Linked DNA regions of Homo sapiens: region 1 is linked to region 2. Evidence: chromatin loops called from intact Hi-C (ENCODE). Cell type or tissue: HepG2. All regions are shown on one strand. Each heading gives the region's core, and the rest is flanking DNA. Links, peaks and the distances in the headings are about the cores only.

Evidence for each region. Hi-C counts contacts between places; a loop is a spot of excess contacts. Peaks named below come from ENCODE experiments on the same cell type or tissue, not always from the same donor. Only the 100,000 strongest peaks of a DNase experiment are listed, where the experiment ranks them.
Region 1: it touches region 2 in a loop (2.0-fold over the local background); 1 of 110 quality-filtered maps calls a loop at or near these places.

What each region holds. Positions count from the first base shown.
Region 1 is chr2:162,605,307-162,610,699 of GRCh38, forward strand. All of the region lies in intron 2 of KCNH7 (potassium voltage-gated channel subfamily H member 7), which reads right to left. Among named protein-coding and RNA genes, the nearest start is that of KCNH7-AS1, 160 kb to the right of the region's middle. In HepG2, for the core only: no CTCF peak of the experiment used is centred there; a DNase peak (open chromatin) is centred at 2,855.
Region 2 is chr2:162,522,062-162,527,454 of GRCh38, forward strand. The region is part of intron 3 of KCNH7 (potassium voltage-gated channel subfamily H member 7); the gene reads right to left. Among named protein-coding and RNA genes, the nearest start is that of GCA, 180 kb to the left of the region's middle. In HepG2, for the core only: a CTCF peak has its summit at 2,326; a DNase peak (open chromatin) is centred at 2,320.

The DNA of each region.
Region 1 (5,393 bases), core at 214-5,213, 83 kb after region 2:
AAGCTAAAACAGCATTAATTACTGTCACAGACTACATGTTAGGCTAGAGTTCACCTTTAGAAAGGAAGATTAATTTTGCTTTTCAATTTAGCTTCCTCTGTAGCTTTGACAAGATAAACCATTTCAGAGAAGGTTTGTTAAATCTGATTAGGATTCTTGTTTTAGCAGCTATCAGACTTTTATAATGGTCCAGTGGCCAGCAATAAACAGACACCTAGAGAATCACAACTAAAACTTTTGGGAAAGGAATACTGAATGCATTTTTATTTTTCAAATTGCTAGGAAAAAGTAAAACCTCCATTCTTTTGAAAGACTTTTCTTGTTTTGATTTCTAGATGCCTGGAAGGTGATAGATGTGAGTACTAAAATTCTGCTTCAGTGTGAATTCCACAACTATCATTTCGCTGATGGAAAATATTCTAATATAAGAAGATATTCCAGTTGCTTAAAGTTTCATTTTACAGTATTCACCCTTTCCCCTTGAAAGCTTGCACTGTCTCTATTATTGAGCTTGATAATTTGCTTTTCTTAGCATTGAAATAGACCCATGACAAAGTCAGAAATAAATTTTCCACAACTTTTACAAGTTAAAAAGACTGAGTTTCCACCTATGGCTTAATACAAATAAGATTCAGAATAATTATTTAATATTTACTCCAATATGCCAAGACTTTTTGTATTTTTATGTTAGTATATTAGGGGGATGTATTGCATACCGTCTAGTAAACTCCAAATATACATATACATATATTTATTTTAATTTTAACAAAAATATTTATTGTTTGGATAGATTTTATAAGCAGTGGCTGATTACATAGTGGAAGATAATTCCTTTGTGTATAAATAAATCTCCCCTTAAATTCTATTGTTAAGAATTCATTTCTGTGGCCCATGAATTTTTTTTCCAGAATTTTTGTCTGCTACTGAGTAATATATTTGAGTCTGTAGCCCAGGAGAAACAAAGAGTATAAGTAAGTGAAAGAAAACTGTGACAATGTACAAATTTTCAGTGAGAAGGCTGGTTTAGGAATTCAGAAGTCAAAGCCAAACTTAAACCAAAAAACCCTGAATTTATTGTGTTAATTAAAATCATCATTGATTTAACCAGCAGTAAATGAAAAGTTGATTAATTTTTAAGTATTCATTCAGTTATAAGGTGACATTTACTGTCATTGTTTCTTAAATTATTTTATTCAACTCGCTGTTTTAAATCCTAAGTTCTATTCAATTAATTGGAAAGACAGTAAAATAAGGGATAGTTAATAGAAGCAATACAAATGGCTTATAAATGTGAAAATCCTTCCACCTCGCTATGTATCATATAAATGAGAATTTGAGCAGATGACTATTTTCTGCCTACCAGGATGAGCAAGATAAACAGTGTTCAGCCTTATAAACTTTAGTCTAACTTGGTTCCAAAGCAAGCAAACAAAATATCTTGAGAAGAAATGTGACAAGATCATTTTTAAAGTTATATATTTTGATTCAATAGTTCTAGAAATCTATGTCATTGAAATAATCAGCATCTTAAACAAAATATATAAACAAAGATAGCCATCAAAATGCTATCTTTATTAAGATAAAAGCGAGAAACAGCTTAAATTTTATAGCATTCAAAAAGCAACTAAATTATTATGTTTATAGTTGGGAATGTTATATTATCACTAAAATTGTTTTTTGAGCATACATATTGACTTGGACTAATGTTCAAAATAATGTCCATATAAAAACATGTATATATTATAACACTAATTTTTAAAATGGAGAAAGATTAAAAATAAGACTAGAGGCCAGGTGCAGTGGCTCATGTCTGTAATCCCAGCACTCTGGGAGGCCGAGGAGGGCAGATCACGAGGTCAGGAGTTCGAGACCAGCCTGGCCAATATGGTGAAACCCCGTCTCTACTAAAAATACAAAAAAAAAAAAAAAAAAAAATAGCCGAGCATGGTGCTGCGCACCTGTAGTCTTGGCTACTTGGGAGGCTGAGGCAGGAGAATTGCTTGAACCCAGCAGGTGGAAGTTGCAGTGAGCCAAGATTGTCCCACTGCACTCCAGCCTGGACGACAGGGTGAGACTCAGTCTCAAAAAAAAAAAAGAAAGTCTAGAAATGAATTTATGAAACTATGAATAGTGATTATTTGTTGGTGGTGGGACTAAAAATTTAATTTTTTTCATATCTTTATTTGCCAATGGACATTCATGTTATAATTAGGAAAATAGGGTTTTTGAAAATTGAGAAAAATGGCTTATTGATTGCATAGTTGTTAAATTTTGAAATATTAAGAACATGTTTTGAAAAAAATTGTGAATTATTACCTAGTGTTTCATTTGTATCACAGAGAAATTAACAAGTAATCATTAAAGCTATGTAAAATAATCTTTATTAACAGTTAATATTTCAATAACAATTGCATACTTAAGTTGAATGAAAATTCCAAGCACATTATAAGTTATACAAATTATTTTCTGAATGTAAATTATAGCTAATATTCTATATTTTATATATCTTTACATAAAAATATACAATTTTAAAGTACTAGATTTTACCAAAATAAGTTATACTTTGGGCCCCTCCAAATCTAACAAATTCAGCTAGCTTGAAGATACAAATATAGTTAAAGAATTACAAAAATATGAACATCGCTGCCTTATGAGTTTTCTTAATTTACAAAATCTGACTTATTCTTTTAGATGTTTCTAGACCTAATAAACGTTCCAAATTTATATTTCCTAGACAGTTTCATTCTATTATGCTAGTTCCCAAATGTAGTAGTTGCGGGTGTACTTGGACTTTGTATGTTTACAAAGTATGTTTACAAAGGAGTCATGTTCTAAATATAAAACCTGACTCCTATGTGTTCACCATATCCACACACAGGGCACAACAACAAATAGTTCAGCCAGTCGGATACTGGTATGGCCCAGACCAGAGAGAGACTCTGTGGGAGGGTTTGATAGTATGATTAGCTATCAGCAACGTAATTCAGTACTTTTAACTCCAAACAAAATTTTCTTTAGTAGGTTTAGCTCATACTATAAACACAGAACCATACAAAACTCTGGGGTGTAACCTGGGCATTTCTCATCTGGACCATAGCTGGGCATAATGTGGGCGCAGTTCTGTACTCAGAAGCCATTTCTCTGATTTTCTAAGTTAGTATAATTTCCTCTCCCTTCTGGTGGGCAAGTGGGGATCACTTTGTGGAGTTATCAAAATTTTTCTTTTTATTTAGCATTAGGAGAAAGGTATGTTTGGAGGTGGCAAATTTTGTCCAGTGAATCTCTTTTCATATCCTGACTTTTGTCAAATGGTCCCACCTAACATCCGCTGAAGGTTCCATGCATTCTTCCAACTCTGCCTTTAATCACATTGTTAACTGTACTAGGAATAGCTTGTCATCCTATCCTCTCCACATGTGTTAGTGTAACTCATTTCTAGTAACTTGTTATTTAACTAATGAAGCCACAGCATTCTGTCTACCTCATACACCTGGCAATTCACTTATTTTCTATGGCATCACTTGAACTGTACATTACTGTATGGTTTTATATTGCTACTTAGTTGCTTTCCAGCCAGACTGAAGTACTATTAGTTGCCTGAAAAGGAGGTGCTGTTTCACCAACTTCTGGACCATTACAAGTGCTATTCCCTTTGAATAACACTTATAATAACAGACCATTATTCCCCTTTGATTCAATTTGATAATGGCTCTACCAAACAAGTACAACACACAGACACCGCCAGCCCCCCAACACACACACACTCTTCACGCAGTTTTCAAGGTTTTGCTGAGACATCACATTTTCAAAACAGACATTTCTGCCTTCTCCTATGGGATGTGGTTGGGTGCTTTTCCTACACAAACCCAAAGTATCCTCTACGTTCCCCATGTGTCCCTTTGTAATTGTTTACTTCATCTATAAGTAAAGCCCCACAAGACTAACAGTTCCTTTATCATAAATGAAAAAATGGATTTCTCAAGTATTATTTAACTTTTCTTGCATGGAGTTCTTCTATACTTCATAATGAGGTAATAGGGTTGTTGAGACTAGAGAATGCATTTTTCTTTTTTTCTTTTTTTGGAGCCTGTCCCCACTCAGCATTTCATACATACGGATTTTCAATACTTACAGGATTTTTTAAGGGACTGTATTGGATTTTTCCCTTGCGTTGTTGTCCTTATATGAAGTCACAGAACTCATGTCCAGGAGGGCCCTCAGAGATCATTTAGTCTAACCTTTTTATTGATATTGCTTTTAGATTTCACTGTGAAGGCATTTTAGGTATTTTGGCCCAGAGGCAAGATGAGTTAGTTAAGGGAGAAAGTGCTAAGAGAGCATAAATGAAGTTAAGGCAAACTTCTTACTGGTTTTTCCTCCTTTTTGAAGGGAGAGTTGGCAGAAAGTAGAAGAAAGGGAGGGGAAACTGGGGAGTGGAGAGGCTCCCAAAAGAGACTGAGACACGAATAATAGCGACTCCTGAATAGTCAACAATTTGAATGGGTGGAGGGGCAGGAAAAGGGTCTAACAGTGCATAACACTCTGGGGACGGGTCTGGTCCTGGGACAAACCTGCCAGCAGATTATCGTCAGGAAGAGTCTGAATCCAAATCTAAATTAAGTCTAATTTAGGCCCAAACTGGGCCGTCTCTAGGAGGGTTCAGATTCTAAGCTACCTTTAGGAGAATAGGGAGCTTGGGGAAGATGACACTTACTGTGTGTCTCTTTCTCTCACTAGCACTTTTACATAACACAGCTGGGTTAAATTGAACCTCAGAATGAGCTGGAAAAGAGACACAGTCACACATTACCCAAAGTTGGAAATAAGGTCAAGAGAATGTGGTATATTCATTCAACATCATATTGGGGCATTGTTCTTAACTTTTTGAAAAAGTACATTATAGCAATATAACCTGAGAGGTTATGGAGAATGGGCAGGCAAGCCTCACCTGAACACCTGGGGACTCATTTACATTTTAATTTGATGTACCACAGTTCCTTTAGAGAACAGCTAAATGAGGATTTTTTTTTCTTCCACCTAGGTATAGCTTTCCACACCATCTTCAAGAAACAGCTACTATTAACTGCTGTTCTCCCAAGGCCTAGGATTTAGGAATATCATTTCAATTCACTACATGCTAGGGCTATTCTGCCATTGAGCCAGAAAATAAAAGTGGTTAGAACATTGTATTTGTATGTGTATTTCTGAAGACAAAGATTCTGTAATTTTATTAACTTACATATGACACAGAATTTATTAAAATATTTTCCAATTTCCTAGCCCTGGTTTTCTCCCAATATTATGTAAGCAAAATCATAATCTACTTAATAGGAGGATAGGCATAGGACTGATGATTTAGCTATTTTTATCTTCATTTATCTCATCTCTGCTAA
Region 2 (5,393 bases), core at 324-5,323:
AGATTAAGTAACAGTGCATCGTGACAACTGTTTTGCAAGCATTCTTACATATCTCTACTAATAACTTTTATATGCTCAAGTAATTGCCAAGTTGAAAATCAGTGAACTGCATCGAAGTCATTTGATTAGTCTTTAATGCACATGAAATTGAGTTTTAAAGCAGTTTACAAATCAATTCTGCAAGCTTATTACGATGCATTGAAAGTCAATGACTACTTTTATTAATTTTTCATCATTTACTTTACACTCCTCCTTTAAAAAACAATTCACTGGCTTTCTTAAATTAATTACCACATAGGCATTTAGTTTATTCCTATAGTTTAGTCATATCCAGTGTGGTACAGATGGTCTTTTCTGCATCACTAGGTTAATAGGACCATGTTATATTGCATTACAGATTTAGTTGTCTAACTGCAGTTCATCCGGAAAGAATGCACATTGAGAATTTTGCTCAATGTTAGCACTTTCAGGCATGAAATATAAAACATAGATGAGTGTAATCCTGTTATGGATCTTAACACTGAAAATCATCCTTGTAAGTTAAGTCTTCAGATTTTATTATATTTGATTTCTAACTTGAATAATTAAAATAGATACTATTTAACCTATTTACTATAATGCTCAATAAATGTGAAATAAGAGAAACAGAATAAAGTTTTGCACATACTTTTACACATTTCCAGAAAGAATTACAAGTACTGGTAAACTGCTTACATGATTATAATTTTGTTTAAACACATCCTTTTCATCTAAGAAGGCATATAGTTGTTAATATGCATGAATATAATTATAGTAGTTATAATTAACTACTACTATAATGTCTTTCTCAGGACATGTCATTTTTGTGAAGATGCTGAATATAAATTTAGAGGCTGCATCTTCATCAATCCTGGCATATGTAACTAACAACTTTTTGGTTCTTAACCAAGAAAACATAGATAGTCCCATCATCTTTCTCTGTGAAAAGTCTATAATTATCACTTTAATCTATACATGCAAAAATGTTAAATATTTTGCCAAATTCATGCAGAAAATTCACGTCAGGTTAGCACAAAACAGCAGTTTCCGTGATTAATTTTAGTTTTACCCAAGGTTTGGTGTTTTCTTGGGTCATAAATATCTACATGAGAATCTAATGAAAATCCTGATTTCTCTTTGAAATAAATATAGATAAATGCATACACACAATTTTGCTTATGATTTCAGAAGTTGAATAACTAACTCACCCTTCTCCCACCAAAGCCCTTCAACATTGACCTCCCCTAAGATCCCCTAAGATTAGTTGATTCTTGATATTCCTTTTAGTTTTCAATTTATTTGCTTACATATATGTGCTAGTCACATTTCTCATAAAATTACAATGATAACAACTACATTTATAACCTATTTCCTATGGTAATGGGGCTTCAAAAATTGGCTTTACTAAACTTTTCCAGTTTGAGAAGACCTCATCCATCTGCTGCTACTATATTCTCTCCCTCTTTCTCTCTCTCTCTCTCTCTCCCTACTTCTTTCCTGTGTGAATTGATTCTCATCTATTACAGTTTGGAAGAAAACTATGACACCCACTTTTGACTTCAACCAATTCTTCTAACTTAAGACTACATATAGGGATATTAGAAACAATCATTTTCTTGTGGAAAAACAAAAAATCTCTGCAAAATTATCCATCTACTTTCAATCATTGATTTTTCTCACAATACAACTGCAAATTTCCAATCATCTCCTTCACTCAATTTTTCATCATTTCTATAAATTCTTAGAACCTTGATTATGTCATATTTTTACTGCAAAAACCCAATTAAATATAATTAGAAGCAGTTTTATTCCTGCTTGGTTCTGCTAGGTTGAATTATGGACTGAAAAGTAGAGGGAAACTTAAGTTCAAGTAGTCAAGCAAATTAGACACCATGATGAAATAGGAGAGGATCTGTATGGGGAGTAAAGTAAGGTTTGTTGTAAAGGTCATAAGCAGAGATCTGTCCCCTCACAAAGGGTTGGGGTGGTGGGAGGGTATCTTAGATTGGATTCCTGAAAGTAGATTGTGAAAAGGCTTATTGAGGGAGTACTCTCATGGGTTATGGCTATTAAAAAGACAGGATTAAGAAGAGGAAGTTAAACTGATTTTCAAATGGAGCTGAAGCATCGGCCAGTCCTCCTGGAGCTCAAATGCAGGGATAGCCCCTTCAGAATTCTGCCAAATTGAAGCCAGGGTACCTGGCCTTTGCATCCCTGTATCTACGAGTCACTGGTTATAGCCACACCACGGCAAAGGCCATAATGCTGGATAAGGTAGTTTCCTGCCTTAAACTACAATTTCCAGGGAGGGGCAGCAGTGTACCTGGAACAGCTGGTATTTCCAGCAGCTGGGCTGTCTCAGCCCTAAGGAAGATGTCTGGGCTTAGGGCCACAGTGTCCAGTACAGAGAGAGAAATATAGCCATCTTTTGGCCTGAAAAATTATGATCTGAATTAAGCCTACAATCAGCTATTATCACACAAAATAAGGATGTGTGAATTGGTATCTGTGTATCCTTCTAATGTCAGAGTACTTACAAGCCCGACATTAAATTTGAAGCCTTAAAATCAGTGTGAGAATTTTCTCCAACCACATAACCCTGGATTTGCAGAGAAACACGACTTTTACTCCTGAATCAGAGAGAGAAGAAAAATGTGGTGGGATAAACAGAGATAATGACTAACATAGCTGCCTTTTCTTTTTAGGAAGAAAATTTTCATAGAGGGATCCTGCAAGGACATGAGTCTCTCCTACTCCTACTCCTACATATGTAGGAAGGTATATGACGTTGCCTATGAGCTGGTAGAACAACTCAGAATATTGTCAAAGAATGATGTAGATAGCAGCTAGACCGGGAAAGATTATCATTCAATGTGAACTCAGTTTTAGCCAAGTGGCTACCCTGATTAGTGGGTGACAAATGGGCCACTGTAGCCAGCGCAGGCCTGGTGTCAGTGATAACAAAAGATCACCAGGGAGTCCACTGACCTAGTAAACTTGAAGCTAGATATGAGGTTCTTTAAAGGAGCAGATCCGATCGGTAATGCCATGAAAGACTAAGAATCCTGTGACATTTCCTAGGGTATTAGATACCAAAGAAAAAGCAAGATCTTATAGTAAGCAGTGAGGATAGGACCAAATTGGAATCTGTAAGTTATGAGTTAAAGGCAGGAAGTGGAGGTTGGAGGAAGTCAGTGCTGTAGCAAGGCTTGAGAACAATTACAGGAGCTGCAGCAGCAAAACAGCATTCCCGTAAACATGTTTGCAAATGTTGACAATATCTGAGGGACACTGCTTGTGATCTGGCTGGGTCATCACAAGAGCAAAGAAGCCAGAAACATGAATTTGGATAAGGGAGATAGGGCAGAAGACAGGACAAGATGGTGGACTGATTTCAGCCTCTTAGGGTTAAAATCTCTCAGTGAGAGGGGATTGGGAATGAAAGCAAACACAGCAGCATAATATACACCTAATTAAGTTTCTATGTGCTTAAAATAACAGCTTAATAAATCAATGCATGCAATACCCATACTTTCTTTTTGATAGATTTCTTCATTTTGTAAATGTCAAATTAAAAAGTCCATTCAAGTCCTGTGAAAGTGATAACATCTTAACCAAAATTGAGCATGGATGATCATGTAGTCATCACATAAACAGACACTCTCTTGATGGACTGTTCCAAACACAAATGGTACAGACACCAATTACCCAAATGCTGTATGTATGTATGAATAGGGACTGTCCCTGATTGGGTGTTGCTAGGTAACACAATCTTCCAAATGATACTCACATGGGGGCTCTCTGGTGTGGTTATACCAATTTGGGCATTCATTAACATCCATGTTAATGAATAAATAATGTATTTTACTCTATCGGGGGAAATTCAGCCAGATATCGGGTGAAATTCACCCCCAATATTTCACATAGATTCTTTTCTATTTTCCCTAAGTGTCGGCCAGTCTGAGAAATAAAGGGACAGAGTACAAAAGAGAAATTTTAAAGCTGGGTGTCCAGGGGAGACATCACATGTTGGCAGGTTCCGTGATGCCCCCTGAGCTGTAAAACCAGCAAGTTTTTATTAGTGATTTTCAGAAGGGCAGGGAGTGTACGAATAGGGTGTGGGTCACAGAGATCACATGCTTCACAAGGTAATAAGATATCACAAGGCAAATGGAGGCAGGGCAAGATCACAGGACCACAGGACCGAGGTGAAATTAAAATTGCTAGTGAAGTTTCGGGCACTCATTGTCATTGATAACATCTTATCAGGAGACAGGGTTTGAGAGCAGACAACTGGTCTGACCAAAATTTATTAGACGGGAATTTCCTCGTCCTAATAAGCCTGGGAGCGCTACGGGAGACTGGGGCTTATTTCATCCCTACAGCTTCGACCATAAAAGACGCCGCCCCCCCGAAGCAGCCATTTCAGAGGCCTACACTCAGGGATGCATTCTGTTTCTCAGGGATGTTCCTTGCTGAGAAAAAGAATTCAGTGATATTTCTCCCATTTGCTTTTGAAAGAAGAGAAATATGGCTCTGTTCCGCCTGGCTCACCGGCGGTCAGAGTTTAAGGTTATCTCTCTTGTTCCCTGAACATTGTTGTTATCCTGTTCTTTCTTCAAGGTACCCAGATTTCATATTGTTCAAACACACATGCTCTACAAACAATTTGTGCAGTTAACACAATCATCACAGCGTCCTAAGCGGACATACATCCTCCTCAGCTTATGAAGATGATGGGATTAAGAGATTAAAGTAAAGACAGGCATAGGAAATCACAAGGATATTGATTGGGGAAGTGATAAGTGTCCATGAAATCTTCACAATTTATGTTCAGAGATTGCAGTAAAGACAGGCGTAAGAAATTATAAAAGTATTAATTTGAGGAACTAATAAATGTCCATGAAATCTTCACAATCCACGTTCTTCTGCCATGGCTTCAGCCGGTCCCTCCGTTCGGGGTCCCTGACTTCCCGCAACATTTTCAACTACTGGCAATTTTCTTGATCTTAGAAATAGATACGATGTTCAAATCCTGGGGGGTGGGAGAGGCACATGACATAAAATTTTTTGCAACTCTGAGTAAATTTTCCTCAGATTTCTTTTTTGCAACCATGCCATGTTTCCTTTTTCTATGTCAAATTTAATCTTTAAAAAGAGGAAACTTCCAAATACATGAGAATAGTAAACATTAGTTACAGTATAAAACCTTTAACTAAATTAATCTGAAAAAGAGATTGTTTCTATAGTAATGCTTACTGAATGGGAAACTATATTACTATTGCAGCTCTTCATCTTCAAAATAAAGAATGACTTTCAGCTCCAGTGGAGAATAGTAAAAACACTGTAAAAGCCCTCTTATAAACCAGCTCTAT